Linked DNA regions of Homo sapiens: region 1 is linked to region 2. Evidence: chromatin loops called from intact Hi-C (ENCODE). Cell type or tissue: OCI-LY7. All regions are shown on one strand. Links, peaks and the distances in the headings refer to the core of each region. The heading gives the core; the rest is flanking DNA. Region 1 has its middle 13 kb from the start of ARL4C. Region 2 has its middle 100 kb from the start of LINC01891.

Evidence for each region. Hi-C counts contacts between places; a loop is a spot of excess contacts. Peaks named below come from ENCODE experiments on the same cell type or tissue, not always from the same donor. Only the 100,000 strongest peaks of a DNase experiment are listed, where the experiment ranks them.
Region 1: it touches region 2 in a loop (5-fold over the local background); 12 of 110 quality-filtered maps call a loop at or near these places.

Annotation. Positions count from the first base shown.
Region 1 is chr2:234,478,982-234,489,154 of GRCh38, reverse strand. No RefSeq gene overlaps it. Among named protein-coding and RNA genes, the nearest start is that of ARL4C, 13 kb to the left of the region's middle. In OCI-LY7, for the core only: CTCF peaks have their summits at 4,908 and 5,108; DNase peaks (open chromatin) are centred at 5,084, 5,454 and 6,164; H3K4me3 peaks cover 2,469 bases; H3K27ac peaks cover 4,132 bases.
Region 2 is chr2:234,349,784-234,359,956 of GRCh38, reverse strand. No RefSeq gene overlaps it. Among named protein-coding and RNA genes, the nearest start is that of LINC01891, 100 kb to the left of the region's middle. In OCI-LY7, for the core only: no CTCF peak of the experiment used is centred there; DNase peaks (open chromatin) are centred at 4,356 and 4,726; H3K4me3 peaks cover 1,814 bases; H3K27ac peaks cover 2,854 bases.

The DNA.
Region 1 (10,173 bases), core at 2,147-7,146, 130 kb before region 2:
ACTCAACCTCAGACCGCTCAACTACAGGATGAGGCTGAGAATCCCCATCCTGCCTACCTCTCAGTATTGTTTTAAAGGTAAAATGAAACACTAGACAGAAAAGCACCATGCAAGCTGCAAGGCAAGTCACACACACGGCAAGGATGCATATGATGCTTCGGCTGTGACCCCTTCTCCCCGCTGATGGCAGGATGCCCCCTCCTGCGTGTAGGGGAATTCTGCTGGTCTGTTTTTCACAGACAGGCCAAACAGCCCTGGTGCTCGCTCCCTCTTCATTTTCACTGATAAGACTTCCAGCTCATGGAGAGTAAACCAAAGGAGACTTCCTAAGGGAAAACATCTTTCCTTGTGAGATTCTGGGCATTGAATCTTTAGTGGAAGTTTCCAGTAAGTGGCTGTGGGGGAAATGAGCCTCCTCTATCTGTGGTTTGCAGAATTCTCATTCTTCTAATGGCTACTCCTGGGTGTTTCCATTTCCTTAAACGCTAACTCACTGTGCAGTTAATTTCAACTGCCTATGCCTCATAACAACTAAAAAAACTACAATTGTAACATTTAAAAGGCATCATGGTAAGTAATGATCATTGCAACAGTTTATTTCATAAATATGTGTTTGAATCCATTATTACATGAATGAAAATTTGCATTGCTATGTAATTTGAAGTGTGCTGGGATGCTGTATTTATCATATAAAAAAGCTTCCAAAAACAGAATGGACAACCAATAGTGACACCCACAATATTGGGGAGACTGTGATATAGGCAAAGGCACTTGTCCTCAGAGGGCTGATATTCTAGTAGGTGAGTCAGGCCTAAATGATCAAGTGAGGTGCTTGACTCCAGTGCAAAGCATCCATCATTTTACCAAAGAGAAAGTCACAAATTTAACCAAACCCACCATTGCAAGCCACACCAGCCTTGGGATAGAGCCAGAAGCAATGTATGTTCCCTAAGGATATTACTCTGTGGTCCTGGTACCTGCCATGTGAAGAATTCTGCCCCCCTCAAAATCCTTCTCCAACTCTTTCAGAGATTTCCTGGGGCAGGGAGGGATGTTCATTGTACACATGTCCTCAGCCTCCTCCACATGTCCTCAGCCTCCTCCACTTCCTTTCCTTCCCTGACTCCTGGAGGCAGTGCCAGTTTTGCAGGTTTTGGAGAAGCTGATCATCATGATCAGCATGATGGCTCAAACTGCTAACCCCAAACACTGGTGACCCCACCTGGGTCCGCCCCATTCTCAATGTCCTGCAGATATTTCGGGGGCCTGGCTCCTCAGTGTCTGCTCTTGCACATAAGGAACACAGGAGTCAAAGAGCCCAGGGATTATCTGAGTGTCTAATGCTGTGCCATCCCAGAATCCCCCTTTTATCTGACACTGGCTCTCTCTCCTGGAGCCTTTCTCAGGTGTATCAGCCCACTAGTCCCCTCCATGGAGTTCTTCCCAAGAGATGCCTTAACTGATTAGAAATCCTGGGATGGATGGGAATCTTGGTGTGGGCCCAGCTCCGGGTTCTAAACCAGGGCTCCATCAACCTAAAGGGAGATGTGTGGTCTGCCTGCAATCCGGTTGCTGTCATAGAGTTAAGAATTTCCTGCAGAAGTATTGCGAATGACTACTTCCCCCTGAAATCCAGGCTGTGTCTTAATTCTGCTCTTCCTGAATCTGATTGTATAGATAATTGGATGCTGGAATCAGAGATTAAAGGGTCTGATATGGGGTGAAGGCCTCAGAAGGAGACACTGCAGGTAACCTATACAGTCAATATCTTATCTTGCTGGCAGGACCCTGATTTTGCTTGGATGGCACCTTCTGTCTCATGGTTTTGTATTCAGAAAAGGCTACCCTATCCCCAGCTTTAAGAGAAATTAATATCAACCATAAAATCAATCATTCCTGTTGCCCGCAATTTGCTTAGGATAGGTCCTGTTGCCATTCTGACCAATGAGGATGAAAGGAAAGGCTTTTTGTAGAAGAGAGAGCGGGTGGGCTTTGGAAAAAAAATTTTATATTGGAAAATGAGACATAGGGACCATATGGCTCTCCTTTGCTGTCTCTGAATTTCAGCAAATGAAGATGTGATGCCTGGAGTGACTGCAGCCATCCTGATCCCATGAGGAGAGCCAACCCAGACACTGAGGATGGCAGAAAGGAAATATGAAAGGAACCTAGGTCTTAGAAAATGTCATCCAACTGCTGGAATAACCAACCCCAGGACTGCCTGAACTCAGGGCTTGGGATTTCAGCTATCCTTCAGACACCATCACCAACCCTGATGTTGCAAAAACAATGAGAGCTCCCCACAAGAGCTGCCATGTGAGAGAAGCCTCTCCACCCTCTCTGTGTGTGACAAGAGGTCACAAGCAGATGGAAACCTGCCTTGCTTGGCCCAGGCTGGGGGAGTGGAAGGACTGACTGCTCCCATCCTGGTTTGACAATTACTGCCAAGGAGCCAAGGACATTCTGGCCACAAGAGTGTAATTCAGAGTAAACAGCTGAGAACGTCATTCATTGTTAAGCCCTTTACCACTGTTCATTTTCTCAAAAGAAATTATTCTGATAATATTAATTACTGCCATTCATGCAGTGTTTGTTTTATATTAGATGCTGAATTGAGCACTTGACAGTCATCTCATTTAATCCTCTCTGAAGCACTATGAGGTAGGCATGTACTTCCTGCCTCCACCAACTGCCTCCTTTGGATAGACAGACAGACAGATAGACAGACAGATAGATACTCTTAAAAACAAAGGTTGACCACTTTTGGAGTGCCAAGCACTGAGCCAAACATGTTAGTTGGGCTGTCCTTCTTACCCCTGACAGTAAACATCATGGAATCAGGACTATTTTTATCATTAGCCTCACTACAGAAATACAGAAACAGGCTTGGAGGTGCTGGGTGCCTTGCCAGGGTCACAGTGCTACTATGCAGAGTGAGGATTTGAACCCAGGCAGTCTGACCTCAGAGCCTGTGCACCTGCCATGAGGCAGCTCTACACAGCCCTGAGCTGGAAACTTGCACATGGCAGGTACCCCAGGATATCTGTCTCATGAATGGACTCCTAATTGGTGCAGCATCCACCACCATTGCAGCTGAGAAGGACCGCACAGGGATCTCTGAACCAGCGCCTTTCAAATCTGATGGGCATACTTACTGCCTGCCTGGGGATTCCGTTGCATCGCGCATCCTGACTTGGTGGGGCTGGGGTATGTCATGAGATTCTGCTTTTCTAGTAAGTTCCCAGTGAGGCTGATGCTGCTGTTCCCTGAATGCAAGCATCAGAGCATTCATTCATTTGTTGGGACCTTGGCTTTGTATCATGCCAGCACCCCAGAAAATTTCGTGCCTCAGCCATGTTTCTCTGGTCCCTTTAAAGCAGTGGCTGTCAACCATGGGTGATTTTGTCCTCCAGGTGCAATGGCAATGTCCTGAGACATGCTTGGGTGTCACCATTAAGGGGAGGGGGCTACAGGCATCAGGTGGGTAGAGGCCAGGATGCCACTGAACATCTTACCATGCCTGGGACAGCTCCCCAGACAATGATCTGGCCCAGAATGTCAATAGCACTGAGGTTGAGGAAGCCTGCAAGAGGTCCTTGCACTGGCAGTTCCCTCTCCCTAGGACACTTGTCCCCCAAGGGACTGCCTGGCTCCATCCTTCCTTTCCTTCAGGTCTTTGCTCCAACATCCCCTTCTGGGTCCAGCCTTGCCCAGCCTCATTTTAAATTGTAACTCCCATCCCTCACTGTCTCTCCCCTCCCTGCATCATTTTTCTCCATGGCACATAATTCCACTGACATAATACGCATTTTCCTCAATGATTTGTTCATTGTCTGTCTCTCCTATGTGTTAGTTTCCACTGCTCCTGAAAAAAATGGCCACAAACTTAGTGGCCCCAAATAACACAAATGCATTCTTTTACAGTTCTAGGGATCAGAAGGCCTCAAATCCAGGTGTCAGCAGAGGTTGCTCCTTCTGCAGCCCCAGGGGAGAGTCTGTTCCTCGCCTTCTCCAGCTTCTAGAGGCTGCCCATGTTCCTTGACTCATGGCCTCCCTTTTATTAGGTTGGTGCAAAAGTAATTGCCGTTACTAATGGTAAAAAATGCAATTATTTTTGCACCAACCTAATATCTTCAAAGCCAGCCGCACAGCACCTTCAAATCTCTCTCTGACTCTGGTCTTTCTCTTATAAGAACCCTTATGAAGACACCGGGCCCACCCAAATAATCCAGGACAAACTCCCCACCTCAAGGTCCTCAGCTTAATCACATCCACAGCGTTCTTTATGCCGTGTGGGGTAACATATTCACAGGTTTCAGCAATTAGGACATGAGCATTTGGGGGACCATTATTCTGCCCACCACACCCTCCTAGAATGAAAGCACCACGGAGGCAGAGAGTTTTATCCAACGTGTTGATTTCTAAATCCCCAGAGCCTAGCACAGGGCCTGATACTTAGGAATACCTAAATACCATTTAGTGTTTATTGGATGATGAATAACCCTTGGTTTTCAGAAGAAATAATCAGGAAACTGGAAGCAACAGAAGACACCCTCCCCATTGAAAATATGGCTCACCTGTAAGAGTCAAACTGTAATGTCGATTTGTCACGGATGAGTATCGGTATATAAGAAGGAAACTTAAAGAGACAGCCTACTGTCCTGGCCAGAGTTAGATCTGGACAAAGCAGTTAGTGGATCCACATAAGGATGGTGTCCACCCACAGGGCCCAGGCCAGCCAACAAGGCGTGGAAAACAGGAGACCCCAAGAGACGCTGGCAGCAGAGACCTCACTCTTTCAACAGCCAGTGTGGCCACTGATGGCTGCCATGGTTTTCCTACGTGGGGTGGAGAGCCTGGACAGCAGACACAAATAAATGCCCCCTTGGCAGGTACAACTCTAACGGCAAATTAACCCGTTTACATTTTGGTTTGTGAGTTGGTGTGTTAGTTTCCCAGGGCTGCCATGGCAACACACCACAAACAGAGGGGCTTTGGCAACAGAACTGTGTTGTCATCTAGTTGTGGAGGCTGAAAGCCTGAGACCGAGGTGTCAGCAGGGTTGGTTCCTTCTGAGGCCACCAGGGTGTGTGTTCCAGGCTTCTCCCCCAGCTTCTGGTGGTTTGCTGGCAATCTTTGGTTTTCCTGTTTGCGGCAGCATCACCCCAACCCTCACATGACATTCTCCCTGTGTGCAGGTCTCTGTGTCCAAATTTCACCTTTTTGTGAGGACATGATCATGTTGGAATAGGGCTCACCTAGTGACCCCATCTAAACTTGATCATCTGCAAATACTCTATTTCCAAATAAGGTCTCATTCACGGTACGAGGAGTTAAGACTTCAATATCTTTTGCAGGGGATGCCATTCAACCATAACTCATGATTTCTGTGAATTGAGACGTCGTGAATCTGAATCTCCAAGTTTAATTAGCTTCAAGACACCAGGAAACCACAAACTATGGGGAAGTCCTCACAGAAGGCACTGGGGACAGCTGCCTATTCACTGATTACACCTGGCCCTGTACCCACTTCCCATTCAGCCTCCTACGTTCACAGGGAGCTCTTATCTTGTTAATATTACATAAGTTTTATAGCTGAGTTTCAGGGTAAAAATCCGTGCTAAAATGCTATATTGGCTGGGAGCGGTGGCTCATGCCTATAATCCCAGCACTTTGGGAGGCCGAGGCAGGTGGATCACCAGAGGTCAAGAGTTTGAGACCAGCCTGGCCAACATGGCAAAACCCTGTCTCTAATAAAAATACAAAAATTAGCCAGACATGGTGGTGCATGCCTGTAATCCCAGCTACCCGGAAGACTGAGGCAGGAGAATCACTTGAACCTGGGAGGTGGAGGTTGCAGTGAGCCAAGATCGCGCCATTACACTCCAGCCTGGGTGACAGAGTGAGACTCTGTCTGAAAAAAAAAAAAAAAAAAAAAAAAAAAAAAAAAAAACTATCTTGAGATGTAACATATTGGCATAAATATTTGAATGCAGAAAAATAAGCCTGCTATGCCAGGAGTGAGGTAAGTCAAATCCCACAGTGAGGAGACAACTCAGAGATATGCATGTCACCATGCTTAGATGGATTTTTACTTAGAATGAGAAATGTGGTATGAATTAACAAAAATGCCAAAAGAGACAGTGTAACCTCAGAGCAGGTGGCAGTTTTGGAATCAGGCCTGTGTACATTCAAACTGTAGCTCAGGTTCATAACTACCATGTGACCCTGGGTAATTTTCTTAACTTTTCAGAGTCCACATCCATAGAAGATGCTAAATAAATGAACAATATTTTCATTCAATTCCTGTCACTTATTAGCTGTGTGACCCTGAGTAAATTGTCACACACTCACTCAGCCTGTTTCCCTATATTTAAATTGGTGCATAAGACCTACCTCACAGAGCTGCAAGTACTAAGAATAACCTATCATGAGACACAGATGCTCCTGAAGGAACCGTGTATGTGACATTTGTGACAGCCCCTAAACCTTGGTGGGATGTTAATTCTTCAACAAGATTGGAGAATCTGCTCCAAAATAAGTGCAAATAAGATTCTACTATTTTATATGGAAATACTAAAACTGAGACATGGAGATCACTTCTCTTGTTAGTAATGTTAGTGAATATAACTTTTTTTTTTTTGAAATGGAGTTTCGCTCTTGTTGCCCAGGCTGGAGTGCACTGGCGCGATCTTGGCTCACTGCAACCTCCACCTCCAGAGTTCAAGTGATTCTCCTGCCTCAGCCTCCCAAGTAATTGGGGTTACAGGCATGCGCCACCACACCCTGCTAATTTTGTATTCTTAGTAGAGACAGAGTTTCTCCATGTTGTCAGGCTGGTCTCAAACTCCCTACCTCAGGTGATCTGCCCTCCTCGGCCTCCCAAGGTGCTGGGATTACAGGCGTGAGGCACTTTGCCCGGTCTATAACATCATTTTGTGAGCAAATCAAGTTAATCCTCATCATCAATTTCTCCCTGTTCAATTCAATAAGATACTGTTCATCTCAAGGGAAACTTTTATAGATGTGGCCATAGAAACCCAGTGTATAAGACAGCCATTAGGTTGTCTCTTATATGCTTTGCCAGGTGAAAATGTCTCTGCTAAAGGTAGTGATATAAGCAAAAACCATTTACCTTTAGCTAATTTAACCAATTATGACACAAAAAAAATACTATCTTCAACAACAAAGACAACCTAATTTAAAAATGGGCAAAGAATTTGAATAGACACGTCTCCAAAGAAGATATACAAATGGCCAATAAGCACAGGAAAAGAGGCTCAACATCATTAATCATTTCTGGATTGCAGATAAAACCACAATGAGACATCATTTCACACCCCTGAGGATGGCCATAATTTTAAAATAAAAAACAAAAACCGGGAAACCAAACGTTGGTAACCCTCATACATTACTGATGAGATGTTAGATGCTGCAGCATCCGTGGAAACAATTTGGCCATTCCTCAAAAAAATAAACAGAATTACCAACGGATCCATCAATCCCTCGCCTAGGTCTCCACCCAAGAGAGTTGAAAGCATGTGTTTACAGAAAAACTCGTACATTTATGTTCATGGAGCATTATTCATAATAGCCCCAAAGTGGAAACACCCAAATGTCCATCGACTAATGAATGGATAAACAAAATGTGGTATATCTGTACAGCAGAATATTATTCAGCCATGAAAAGGAATAAGGCACTGACACACACTACAACACGGATAAACATAGCAAGCATTATGCTAAGTGAAAGAAACCAGACACAAAAGAACACATATTGTATGGTGCCATTTATAGGAAATGTCCACAATAGGCAAATCAGAGAGACAGAAAGTAGATGAGTGGTGGGCAGGGGCTTGGAGGGGTTGTGGGTGGGAGAGATTGACAGCAGTGGGTACAGGGTTTCTTTTCTGGGTGATGAAAATGTTCTAGAACTAGGCAGTGATGATGACTATACAGCACTGTGAATGCACTCAAAATCACAACATTGTTTTTTAAAAACATGAATCTCATAGTATGTGAATTTTATCTCAAGTTTTAAAATTGAAAAAGAGGTCAGGTGCGGTGGCTCATGCGTGTAATCCCAGCACTTTGGAAGGCCGAGGCTAGGGGATCACCTGAGGTCAGGAGTTCGAGACCAACCTGGCCAACATGGTGAAACTCTGTCTCTACTAAAAATACAAAAATTAGCCGGGCATGGTGGCACATGCCTGTAATCCCAGCTACTGAGAAGGCTGAGGCAGGGGAATCACTTGAACCCAGGAGGCAGAGGTTGCGGTGAGCTGAGATCATGCCACTGTGCTCCAGCCTGGGCGACAGAACGAGACTCTGTCTCAAAAAAAAAAAAAAAAAAAAAAAAAGAAAAAAGAAAAATAAAAAAATTGAAAAAGAAAAAACCCACCCAAACATAGTACCTTATCTGACAAGACTTGTCATCTTGAAAGATCCTTAGGAACGGATTCCTTTCTAGCCAGCCTGATGAGAATGATAAGTGATATCACAGTTTACTTGTTTGTACCCAGTAGAGACTGCCATTCTTATACGACTAAATTTGAACAGCCAAGGAAAATGATATCCCAGGCAGATTTAATTAAGTTATTAACGAGGGCTTGTTTGAGTTTCTGTTATCCACTTTAACTGCTACAGTTGGGCCCTTGAGTACTAAATCACATTAGAGGGTTCCTCTGGTAAGACTCAAGGGTTGAACAGGCCTGGGAGAAAAAAAAAAAAAAAAAGAAAAGAAAAAAACAGCCTGGTGCCATTGACCAATGATTTCTAACATTTCTTCTTTCATCTTTCAGATCTTAGGTTTTCACACTCCCAGAAATATGCACTGATTCCAGAACAGCACTCCATGGTGTAGGCTGTGACTTTGCCGTTTGTCTTACAGTAAAGTCAGGATGCTGATTCCAATTGCAGGTGCTTTGCCAAATGAAAGCATTTGAATGTCTACCTGTGTGCACATTTACACTCTTATACTCCTATAAGGAACTCATTCATCATTATAGTTCAGCCAAGGACTCAATAGTCTGTAAAAAGGGTTCTTGTGTTTCCAAGTTGTTCTTCCTTGACCAAGTTGATCTTCCAGATCGGTCTTTGTGTCTGGATCTTCTTAAACTCAGATTAACTCTTGTCTATCCGGTTCCCTTTTAGGATTATGATCAACACCATTCAAGTTAGACATTAATCTACCGTTCTTACTGACTTGCTCTGGAATGAACACATTCTATAGATCTTTGCTTCTCAAACTGTAATACACATAGGACTCACCTGGAGCACTTGCTAGAAAAACACCAAGTCTTGTTTATTAGGCCCAGGTGGGGCCCAAACTTCTGTACTTCTAACAAGCTGCCTGGTGATGCTGACCCTGCTGGTCTGAGTAGCAAGGAACGAAGCCATGGTTTCAGTATTGCAGAAGACAGATGCAACGCGTGATAGGCTGCCCTCGCATGTACACTTGCCGAACCCAGTGTAGAGGGTGAACGCTACAGAAGGGAAATGCATGCCCACAGCTGGAGAGCACCTGGAAAATGCGCAGCTCTGCCTTCATGACGTGGCTATTGCAACGGCCCCTGCCAGCACATGGGGCAGGAAGGGAAACAGCAATACCAGTTGGTTGCTGGTGTGGCCTCACATATTCATGAGACTTGTTTTGTCAGATTTCAAGGACATCTCTCAGTATCCATGACTTTCGTAACCTTTTTTTTTTTTTTAGAATCTTAAGATGCTTGGACCTCGGAATAGCTGCATGCATGACCCGAGGTGATGTGCAGTCTCAAGAGATGCTGGCAGTCACTACCTACACCCGACATCACAACCCCTCCTGGTCCCTTCCACGCCCACTGAGGCAGAATCTCCCTGCGCCCCTGCACACTCACATGTCTCCCCTTTCTCAGACCCATGGATCGAGATGGGACCATGCCACTGGTTCTTACCAATGTAACTAGAGGGGAAAAGGACAGTTCCAAGAGAATATCCATTCTCCTTGCTTCCATTCCCCTCTGGAGAGGGGAGTGGAGAGCAATGGATTCTAAGATAACTGAAGGAGGCTGGGCGCAGTGGCTCACACCTGTAATCCCAGCACTTTGGGAGGTTGAGGCAGATGGATCACTTGAGGTCAGTAGTTTGAGACCAGCCTGGCCAACATGGCGAAACCCCGTCTCTACTAAAAAT
Region 2 (10,173 bases), core at 2,236-7,235:
TTACCTAGGAATACAGCTAACCAGGGAGGTGAAAGACCTCTACAATGGAATTACAAAACACTGCTCAAATAAATCAAGAAATGGTACAAACAAACAGAAAAACATTCCATGCTCATGGATAAGAAGAACCAGTATCACTAAAATGGCCACACTGCCCAAAGCAATTACAGATTCAATGCTATTCCTATCAAACTACCAATGACATTCTTCACAGAACTAGGAAAAACTATTTAAAAATTCATATGGAACCAAAAAAGAGCTGGAATAGCCCAGGCAATGCTAAGCAAAAAACAAACAAAAAACAAAGCTGGAGGCATCACATTATCTGACTTCAAACTATACCACAGGGCTACAGTAACCAAAACAGCATGGTAGTGGTACAAAAACAGACACATAGACCAATGGAATGGAATAATGAGCCCAGAAATAAAGCCACACAGCTACAACCATCTGATCTTTGGCAAAGCTGACAAAACAAGCACCTGAATAGGGAAAGGACTCCGTATTCAATAATGGTGCTGGGAGAACAGGCTAGCCATATATGGAAGATTGAAACTGGACCCCTCCCTTACAACATATACAAAAATCACCTCAAGATGGATTAAAGACTTAAATGTAAAATGCAAAACTATAAAAACCCTGGACGCCAATCTAGGCAGTACTATTCTGGACATGGGAGCTGGCAAAGATTTCATGATGAAGACTTAGAAAGCAATCACAACAAAAGCAAAAATTGACAAATGGGACCTAATTAAAGAATTTCTGCACAGCAAAAGAAACTATCAGCAGAGTAAACAGACAACCTACAGAATGGGAGAAAATACTTACAAACTGTATACCTGAAAAAGGTCTAATATCCAGCATCTGTAAGAAAAAAACAAATTTACAAGAAAAAAAAAACCCTTCAAAAGTGGGCAAAAGACATGAACAGACATTTTCAAAAGAAGACATACATATCTGCAGCCAACAAGCATATGAAAAAAAGCTCCATATCACATATCATTAGGGAAATGCAAATCAGAACCATAATGAGATATCATCTCACACCAGTCAGAATGGCTATTACTAAAAAGTCAAAAAATAACAGATACTGGTGACGTTGCAGAGAAAAGGAAACCCTTATATGCTGTTGGTGGGAGTGTAAATTAGTTCAGCCATTGTGGAGAGCAGTGTGGCAATTCCTCAAAGAGTGAAAAAAAGAGCTACCATTTAACCCAGCAATCCCATTACTGGGCATATACCCAAAGGAATATAAATCATTCTACCATAAAGACACATGTACATGTATGTTCATTGCAGCACTATTCACAATAGCAAAGACATGGAATCAACCTAAATGCCCATCAATGGCAGATTCGATAAAGAAAATATGGTACATATACACACCATGGAATGCTATGCAGTCATAAAAAAGAAAGAGATCATGTCCTTTGCAGGAGCATGGATGGAGCTGGAGGCCATTATCCTTAACAAACTAACCCAAGAACAGAAAACCAAATACTTCATGTTCTTACTTAAGTGGGAGCTAAATGATGAAAACACATGGACACAAAGAGGGGAAAAACAGACACTAGGGCCTACTTGAGGGTGGGAGGTTGGAGGAAGGAGAGGATCAGAAAAAATATCTATCGGGTACTAGGCCTAGTACCTGGGTGATGAAATAATCTGTACAACGAACCCCTGTGATGCAAGTTTACTTACATAACAAACCTGTGCATGTACTCCTGAACCTAAAATAAAAGTTAGAAAAAAAAGTGGCACACCTGTAGTCTCAGCTACTCAGGAGGCTGAGGCAAGAGGATTACTTGAGCCTGGAAGTTAGAGGTCGCAGTGAGCCAAGATTGCACTGCTCCACTGCAGCCTTGGTGACAGACTGACTCTGTTGGGAAAGGAAGGGAAGAAGAGAAGGGGAGGGGAGGGGAGGGGAGGGGAGGGGAGGGAGGGAGGGAGGGGAGGGGAGGGGATGGGATGGAAGGGGAGGAAACGGAAGGGAAAGGAAGGGAAGGGAAGGGAAGGGAAGGGAAGGGAAGGGAAGGAAAGGGAAGGGAGATATCATCCTGTGGCATCAAAAAGCCTTTGGGCTCTTAACTTCCAGTATGGCCTGTTCCTCTGGGTATTGTTTAGACAAACCCCCAGGGAGCTGGCCTCTCTCAGGTCCCTTTCCTGAGGCTCTGCTTGACCTGGGTCTGATCCCAAGTCTGGCCGGTTGTGCCAGTGTGTGGGGGGCATCTTCTCTCTGTCGTGACACAGGGGAGCCCCTGCAAATTAGATAGAAAGAAACACCATTGCTCAGGCTGGAGGTGGCCTAGGCTGTGTGTCAACCTCATTTCTTTGGTAAAGTGCCCCCACGAAGGCTCCGTTTGCCGCTGAAGGGAGACCATGGTGAGAAATTCTGCTCATGCTGCTCTTCTTCCTGCTCTCTCATTCTAAGTCCACCCTTCACCTAGGTTAACTGGATGCATGAGGACCACACCAGGATGGCCAGAAATATGAGGCTGAGGGCCACCGGCATCACGAACAACAATTGGAAGCCGAGATCCCCTCTCCTTCCACCTGTTCCTGCAGTGGTGGAAAGAGGAGCTCACTCACGCCTACTTCAGAGGGCAGACGGCAGGGTCTAGAGGACAATTGTGCAGTAGGCGGTGCCACTTGCATTTGAAAGTCATTGTTATTGGGGGTTCTCTTTGAAATGAGAAGAAAAAAATTGAAAATGGGGATGGATTTTATTTAAAAAAAAAAAATCCTCAGAAAGGCAGCCCTCCCAGGGCACCTGCTTTGTGCACTGGAAGCCAGTTCCTGGGCTCCTTTCTGGAGTCCTCACCCTCAGGTGGGAGCCAGTTTTCTTATGGACAAAAAGGATGCTGTGTCTCCACAGCCCTTCTGGAGACCAGAACATCCAGCCTCACTGAGCACTGAGAACAGTCTCCACGTTGAATTGCTTGCATGTGTCAGCTTTGTAGAGAACCACCAACTGTGATTTAATCTCACCTTTCCATGACCACGGAATATCTCAGCTATGAAAATAAGTACTGGCTAAGTTATAGTAAATGGTAGAGTGCAGAGATTAAGCAAATGAAACCTATACTCAAACAGGCTTGGTTTTTATTTCTGACACAGAAGCTTATAAATCTATGACCTTAAAACACTGTAAGCCTCAATCTTCTCAACTATAAAATGGGCATCCTTTTATACTAGTATCTCCTCTGGTTGTTGAAAGGATTAAGTAGAATAAATCTTGTAAACTCTTTTACATAGTGCCTGGCCCATAATAAGTATTTAATAAATATGAACAATTATATAGATGGTACATATAGATTATATGTATGGCATATTGTAAGTGCTCAACAAATACTTGTTATTCGTATGCATTTCCAAGTCTATTTACGCTCATGCTTTTTAAGAAAGCTGTCATGAACCAAGTTCGTCAATAAGTTTATGCATAAAGAAGTTTGTTTTTCTGGAGGTCCTTTTGTAAGTATAATTTATGAATGAATGAAATGATCCTTCCTACATTTTCACTTAGGAAGCAGGGATTTAATGTGATGCTGTTTGATTAATTCTGCTCTTTATGCCACCCCCCAAATAACTCAGGATTGCATTGCATGGCGACAGCCCTGTATCATAGCATCGTAGAATATTGGGAATTTGCCTGTCCCGTGAACTCAACCAGAGGAGCCAAGACTCTGGTTGTCAGACTTTCCGTTGGTGTCTTTGGTTGTCAGACCTTTACCAGAGGCCGGGGGCAGAGCCTGGTGCACTCTTTGTTTTGTGGTTGCTGTTTGGGGGCCTTGTTTGGAGGATGCAGTGGCCGTTATTAATGGGTAAGGGAGGGCTTGCTTGCCTCTCTGTCACAGTTTCTTTTAAGTACTTTTTTTGTTTTGTTTGTTCCTAGTACTTCAAAGCTGAAGGGTTTTTCTTGGGAGCAGAAGCAGAGGTGACCAGAGTCCTAAATCATCAAGACAGGATGGAGGTGGTGAGTAGACAGTGACTGCTCATGAAGAAGCAGTTGAAAAAAAAAAAAGGGAGGAAGGGAGGAAAGAAAAAAAGAACAGTTGGTCTTACATTAAGTGTCAGATGTTATCTGACACTTGCATTTAGAGACTTGGTAAAGAAAAAGATGGTTTGTACCTCTGGTAACAAACCATCTCATACTTCCATGGGCAAAAAAAATCACCTGGGGGCTTGTTTAGAAGGCGATTCCCAGGACACACCCCTGCACATTCAGGAAATCTGTAGAAATCTGCATTTAACCTGAGCACCCTGGAAAGCAGCAGCCAGGGGCACTGAACCAGATTACCTGATACAGTTAGAGACGTTCAGAATCCTGAGGGACCGCTGTCACCAGCCACAGGCAGCTGCTAACTCTATGTGGGCTGAGTACTTTGCTCTCGACCCCTAACCCACTGCAGCTTTCTGGGAAACCTTGCCCTGGTGAATAAGTGATGCAACCAGGGAAGATAAAGAGATGCTCAACCCTTTCATCCTTGCTGGAAAAGTTCTTCCAAGCACTTTGACAGCCCAGCTAGCTGAGGTCAAGCATTCAGCCTCGGGCTTGGGAAGGAGAGGATGGAATTGGTCCACACAGGTCCATGACTGGGATGTCAGCCTCAGAGTCACTGTGCACTAATAACCCCCATGAGCCTGCAGCTCATCCAGGTGGAAATCCTCCTTGCCTCGCCAGAACAACCTCCACAGTAACAGCCGCCAGCCGGCCCCAGGCTGTCTCGAGTCAGCTGGGGTGCGCACAGCACAGCCAGGTGTCCGTGAGCATGAGGATTCAAAGCTCACTGGAAAGATTCATGGTTGATGAAAATAGCAAAAGCAGATACTGGCTGAGCTCACGCTAAGGAAAGAGACACACCTAAGTAGATATTATGGGGCCATATTTGCATGTAGATTGCACCATAAACTTCGTCACAATTATAAATAACTAAGGGATCAACAGGATGTTTTGATATCATTTTTAATTCACCACTCATAAGGGAAATGGTGGGACTTTTTTTTTTAAGGCCTCACCAAATGTTCAATTTATTTTTCTTTATATTTCTATGCTAACATATAATTTTATAATTAACTTCTTTCTTGTGTCCTTAACATAATTTTATGCAACAAACCAAATGATTATATGCACTCCCAACATTTTCACCAAATTTGATGATTTTGTTTGTGCAAGGATTTTATATTAGCCCAGAATTCTCAGGCTTAAGTACTAGAGAATTTATTTGTTTTTTGTTGTTGTTGTTGTTTTTGAGACGGAGTTTCGCTCTTGTTGCCCGGGCTGGAGTGCAATGGCAGGATCTTGGGTCACTGCAAACTCCGCCTCCCAGGTTCAAGCAATTCTCCTGTTTCAGCCTCCTGAGTAGCTGGGATTACAGGCACCCGAATAGTGGGACTTTTCTTTGAGAAGTGGGTAAGGGCAGCATGTTTTTAAAGTGTTTTGGAGATCTGATATCACTGTAGGCAAGGGAAGATGTTATGTGATAATGTTTGGAAAACTCTGGGTTAGACAAAGTGAAACACACATCTTTTTTTGCAGGATTTCTCTTTATTGATTGCAAATCTGTGGGCTAGATCACTAGACCCCTTTGTCAAAGCTCATCTTTAAAAATTAGTGTGTCCCGAACAGATTCTGGGAAATGTTGCATTACATAACTCCAAAAGTCCCCTCTGGCTCTTACGGCCGACGGCCTCTGGAAGGGAGAAGGTGGGAAAGAACACAGATCCCACTGTCAGTGCAGTAGGATGGTAGATGGCTGTCCAAAACTCTGCCAGCAGCTGTTGCACATAAAAAAATACTAAAAGTTAAAAAAATTCATATATGCCACTGACAAAATAATTGCCTCTCCAGAGAACACATAATGAAGAAACGAGCTATTGTGTATCGTCCAGATTTGTATTTGTCATCTACAAATTACAAAAAAAAAAAAAATTGTATTACCATGGGGGAGAAAGCTTCCTTTTCAATAAATGGCAAATCTCATTGAAGGAAAAAATTAACATTGTGATCTTCCAAATTCTACTGCATTGAGGCTCAGGAAACCAGATGCGGTGATACAGGTGCCATCAAACCCCAGGGAGGAGAGTGGCCACTCCTCAGAACTCGGTAAACAAGACCCTTCCAGCCGCAACAGGAAGAGACTTGGGGGAGTCCAAGGAGGCCAGAGGAGAAGGCCTCGATGGGAGTAAACAGGAACACCTTGTGTTCTCCCATTTTCTTTTACTATTTTCGACTTTTTTCCTCTATGTAGGCAATGATTTGGAAAACTCAGAATCCTGGTCAATGAAAGATAAATAGGGATGATTACATGACAAATTTGGTAAATAAAATTAAGACAGCTTTACTGAAGGCAGAATTGCTGCAGGTTTAATTTGAACTTGGAGGAAAAAAGAAAAGTGTCAACCTCATTTTTCTAGGAGATGAGAGTATTAGTTTAGCTTGAAAATAGGCAAATAACTTCATTTGGCAGAGCCCATGTTCTTTTCTCTAACATTATAATGCCACCACATAGTGGGAATTCAAGAACTGACATGCCCTAAATATGCAATAATAATTTACTGTATGGCAGAAAGGCTACTTTCTCTAAAGGATACTTAATCTCAAAGCAATGATTAGTGTCATGCTCAAAGCTGAAATGCTCCAGGAAGATTCATTAAAGATAAGGGCATGAACTTCATCACTATGCCTCTTTAACATCATTCTAGAAATTGCAGCCAATGCAATAAGACATGTGACAGAAATAGTTTCAAAAGGAGAGAAATGCTAATTGTCAGATGATTATTTAACTGTCTACCTAGAAATCCCAAGATAATCAACTAAAATTAGAATTATAACGGAAAACAGAACTCAGTAGTTTATGAGATGCAACGAAATAAATGTGAACAAATTGTTAACCTTCTTACTAATGACAATACCCAGCAGGAGAAAGCCCTACTGTATGTATGCATGTGTGCACATATGTGCATATGTATGTGCAATCGTGTGTATTATGTATATATGAACAACTATATATCACATCTATCTGGGAATAAACTTAGCCCAAAATGTAAGAACTCATTTGAGGAACAAATGAACAATAAAATGATAAAAGGCACCTAAGTTAAATAACTGAAAAGACTTGGAGAAACTCGTAATATTCCTGAGTAGCAAAACGCATCAGGGTTGTAAATGTTATTTTTATGTCCAATTAACTACAGTTTCAATTTAAGTCCAATAACTTGCTATTATATTTTTTGTAGGGTCCAGCCCTATGGGGCTTAGCAGGTGTTCTCCCCGTGTGTGGAGACGAGAGATTGTTATAAATAAAGACACAAGACAAAGAGATAAAGAGAAAAGAGCTGGGCCTGGAGGACTACTACCATCAAGATGCGGAAGACTGGTAGTGGTCCCGAATGGATGGGCTCACTGATATTTATTGCATACAAGACAAGGGGACAGGGTAAGGAGGGTGAATCTTCTAAATGACTGACAAGGTGAAGCAAGTCACGTGATTACAGGACAGGAGGCCCTTCCCTTTTAGGTAGCCGAAGCAGAGAGAGAAGGCAGCATACATCAGCGTTCTCTTCTCTGCACTTATAAGAAAGACCAAAGACTTTAAGACTTTCACTATTTCTTCTACCACTATCTACTGTGAACTTCAAAGAGGGACCAGAAGTACGGGCGGAGCATGAAAGAGGACAAGGAGGGTGACCACTGAAGCACAGCACCACAGGGAGGGGTTTAGGCCTCCGGATGACTGCGGGCAGGCCTGGATAATATCCAGCCTTCCACAAGAAGCTGGTGGAGCAGAGTGTTCCCTGACTCCTCCAAGGAAAGGAGACTCCCTTTCGCGGTCTGCTAAGTAACGGGTGCCGTCCCAGACACTGGCGTTACCCCTTGACCAAGGAGCCCTCAAGTGGCCCTTATGTGGGCGTGACAGAGGGCTCACCTCTTGCCTTCTGGGTCACTTCTCACAATGTCCCTTCAGCACCTGACCCTATACCCGCCGGTTATTCCTAGGTTATGTTAGTAATGCAACAAAGAGTAATATTAAAAGCTAATGATTAATAATGTTTATAATAATGATTGATAATTGTCCATGATCATCTCTGCATCTAATTTGTATTATGACTATTCTTATTCTAACTATTTTATTTTCTTTATTATACTGAAACAGTTTGTGCTTTCAATCTCTTGCCTTGGCACCTAGGTACTCTTTCACCCACAATTTCTTTTTCTGTATTGAGGTAATCTGAAAAAAATGAGTGGAAGAGCTAACAATTTCTACTAAAGATAAGTAATAATGAAGCCCTTAAGAAATATTATAAACCTGTACTAACTAAAAAATAAATAAACATATCTAAATAATGGACACTGCTCCCTCATGGGCCAAAAGTATATAAGAAATTAACCTGAAAGCAGTGATATCATAAAATAGTGAGAAAGGAAAATTCATTTAATAAATAGTATTGAAAGCAAGATTTGCTACATAAAAAACCTCACTTGATGTAGTCTAAAATAAATTTTGATTAAAGTAACACGTAACTTCCACATAAGATTCTAAGACCAGGTAGTTCAACTTATGATTATTATTTTAAAATTTGAAAAGTCTGCAAAAAAAGTCTATTTAGAGTAGCTAAACTAGAGTACCTCTAATTTTAGAGTTTAAAAAATAATAATTAGGCTGGGCACGGTGGCTCACGCCTGTAATCCCAGCACTTTGGGAGGCCGAGGTGGGCAGATCACGAGGTCAGGAGTTTGAGACCAGTCTGGCCAACATGGTGAAACCCCGTCTCTACCAAAAATATAAAAATTAGCCAGGCGTGGTGGCGAGTGCCTGTAACCCCAGCTACTTGAGAGGCTGAGGCAGGAGAATTGCTTGAACCCAGGAGGTGGAGGTTGTAGTGAGCCAAGATCGTGCCACTGCACTCCAGCCTGGGTGACAGGGCAAGACTGTGTCTCAAAAATAAATAAATAAATAAAAATTAAAAACTGTAATATTGTCTTTATCTTCAGTTAAGAAAAACTTTCTAGGCACGAAAGCAATGCAAGAATTTACAAATATAGTAATTAATATTTTTAGAATCAAAAAAGTTAAATGTGTAATTTAAAAAAATGAGAATGCTGCAAATAAAAACTTTGAAACTAGGTTAGGTTGAAACTAATGTTACTTTTAGAATCAAATTCATGGCCTTAAATTCTTATATTATTAACTAAGAAAAAGTTAAAATAAAGACAGTTAAGCATTCAGGAAAATGTGTTAGGGAAAAATTCAAGAAAACAGTTGGGTGCTGTGGCTCATGCCTGTAATTTCAGCACTTTGGGAGACAGAGGCAGGTGGATTGCTTGAGTCCAGGAGTTCAAGACCAGCCTGGGCAACATGGCAAAACCCTGTCTCTACTAAAAATATAAAAAAAAATTAGCTGGGTGTTGTGGTGCACATCTGTAATCCCAAGAAGGATGTAATGCCCGAGAGGGTGAGGTGGGAGGATCACCTGAGCCTGGGAAATAAAGGCTGCAGTGAGCTATGATAGCACCACTGCACTCTGGCCTGGGCAACAGAGTGAGACCCTGTCTCAAAAAAAAAAAAAGAAAGAAAAGAAAACAAATATGGGAAAATAGTAAATAGTAGAAAGAAAATAATTAAGGCAAATGTACATATTAATAAATTTGGGAAAACTTTTTACAAGTGAATCTTTCTTTGAGAAACATTTAACAGAATAGACAGTGCTAGGCTATATCTGCATCATGAAGGCAGGAATCCTATCCTATTTTCCCCCGGGTATCCTCAACACCTAAAACATTACCAATATTTCTTTTTGAAGAAATGAGAATAGATATACAATGTGAAAATATTATAAAAAGATAAAACATAAGTATACAAAATTAAGAAGAAAAATGTGGGAATAATATGCAGAGAAGATAAAATTAAAATATTTCTTCAAATTTAAAAGCCTTTATGGGATGGAAAATAACATTTATCAAAATGAAGTTAACAAGAAAAAAAATCTATAAAGTAACATCTATGAGAAACTTGTTTAAATTATTTCCACATAAGAATCTAAGGCCTGGTAGTTCAATCTATGATTATTGTTTTAAAATCTGAAAAGTCTGCAATATCTGTGCAATATAAACTGTTCCAAAGTACACTTTTAAAGTGTGTGGGCTGGGTACAGTAGCTCACACCTGTAATCTCA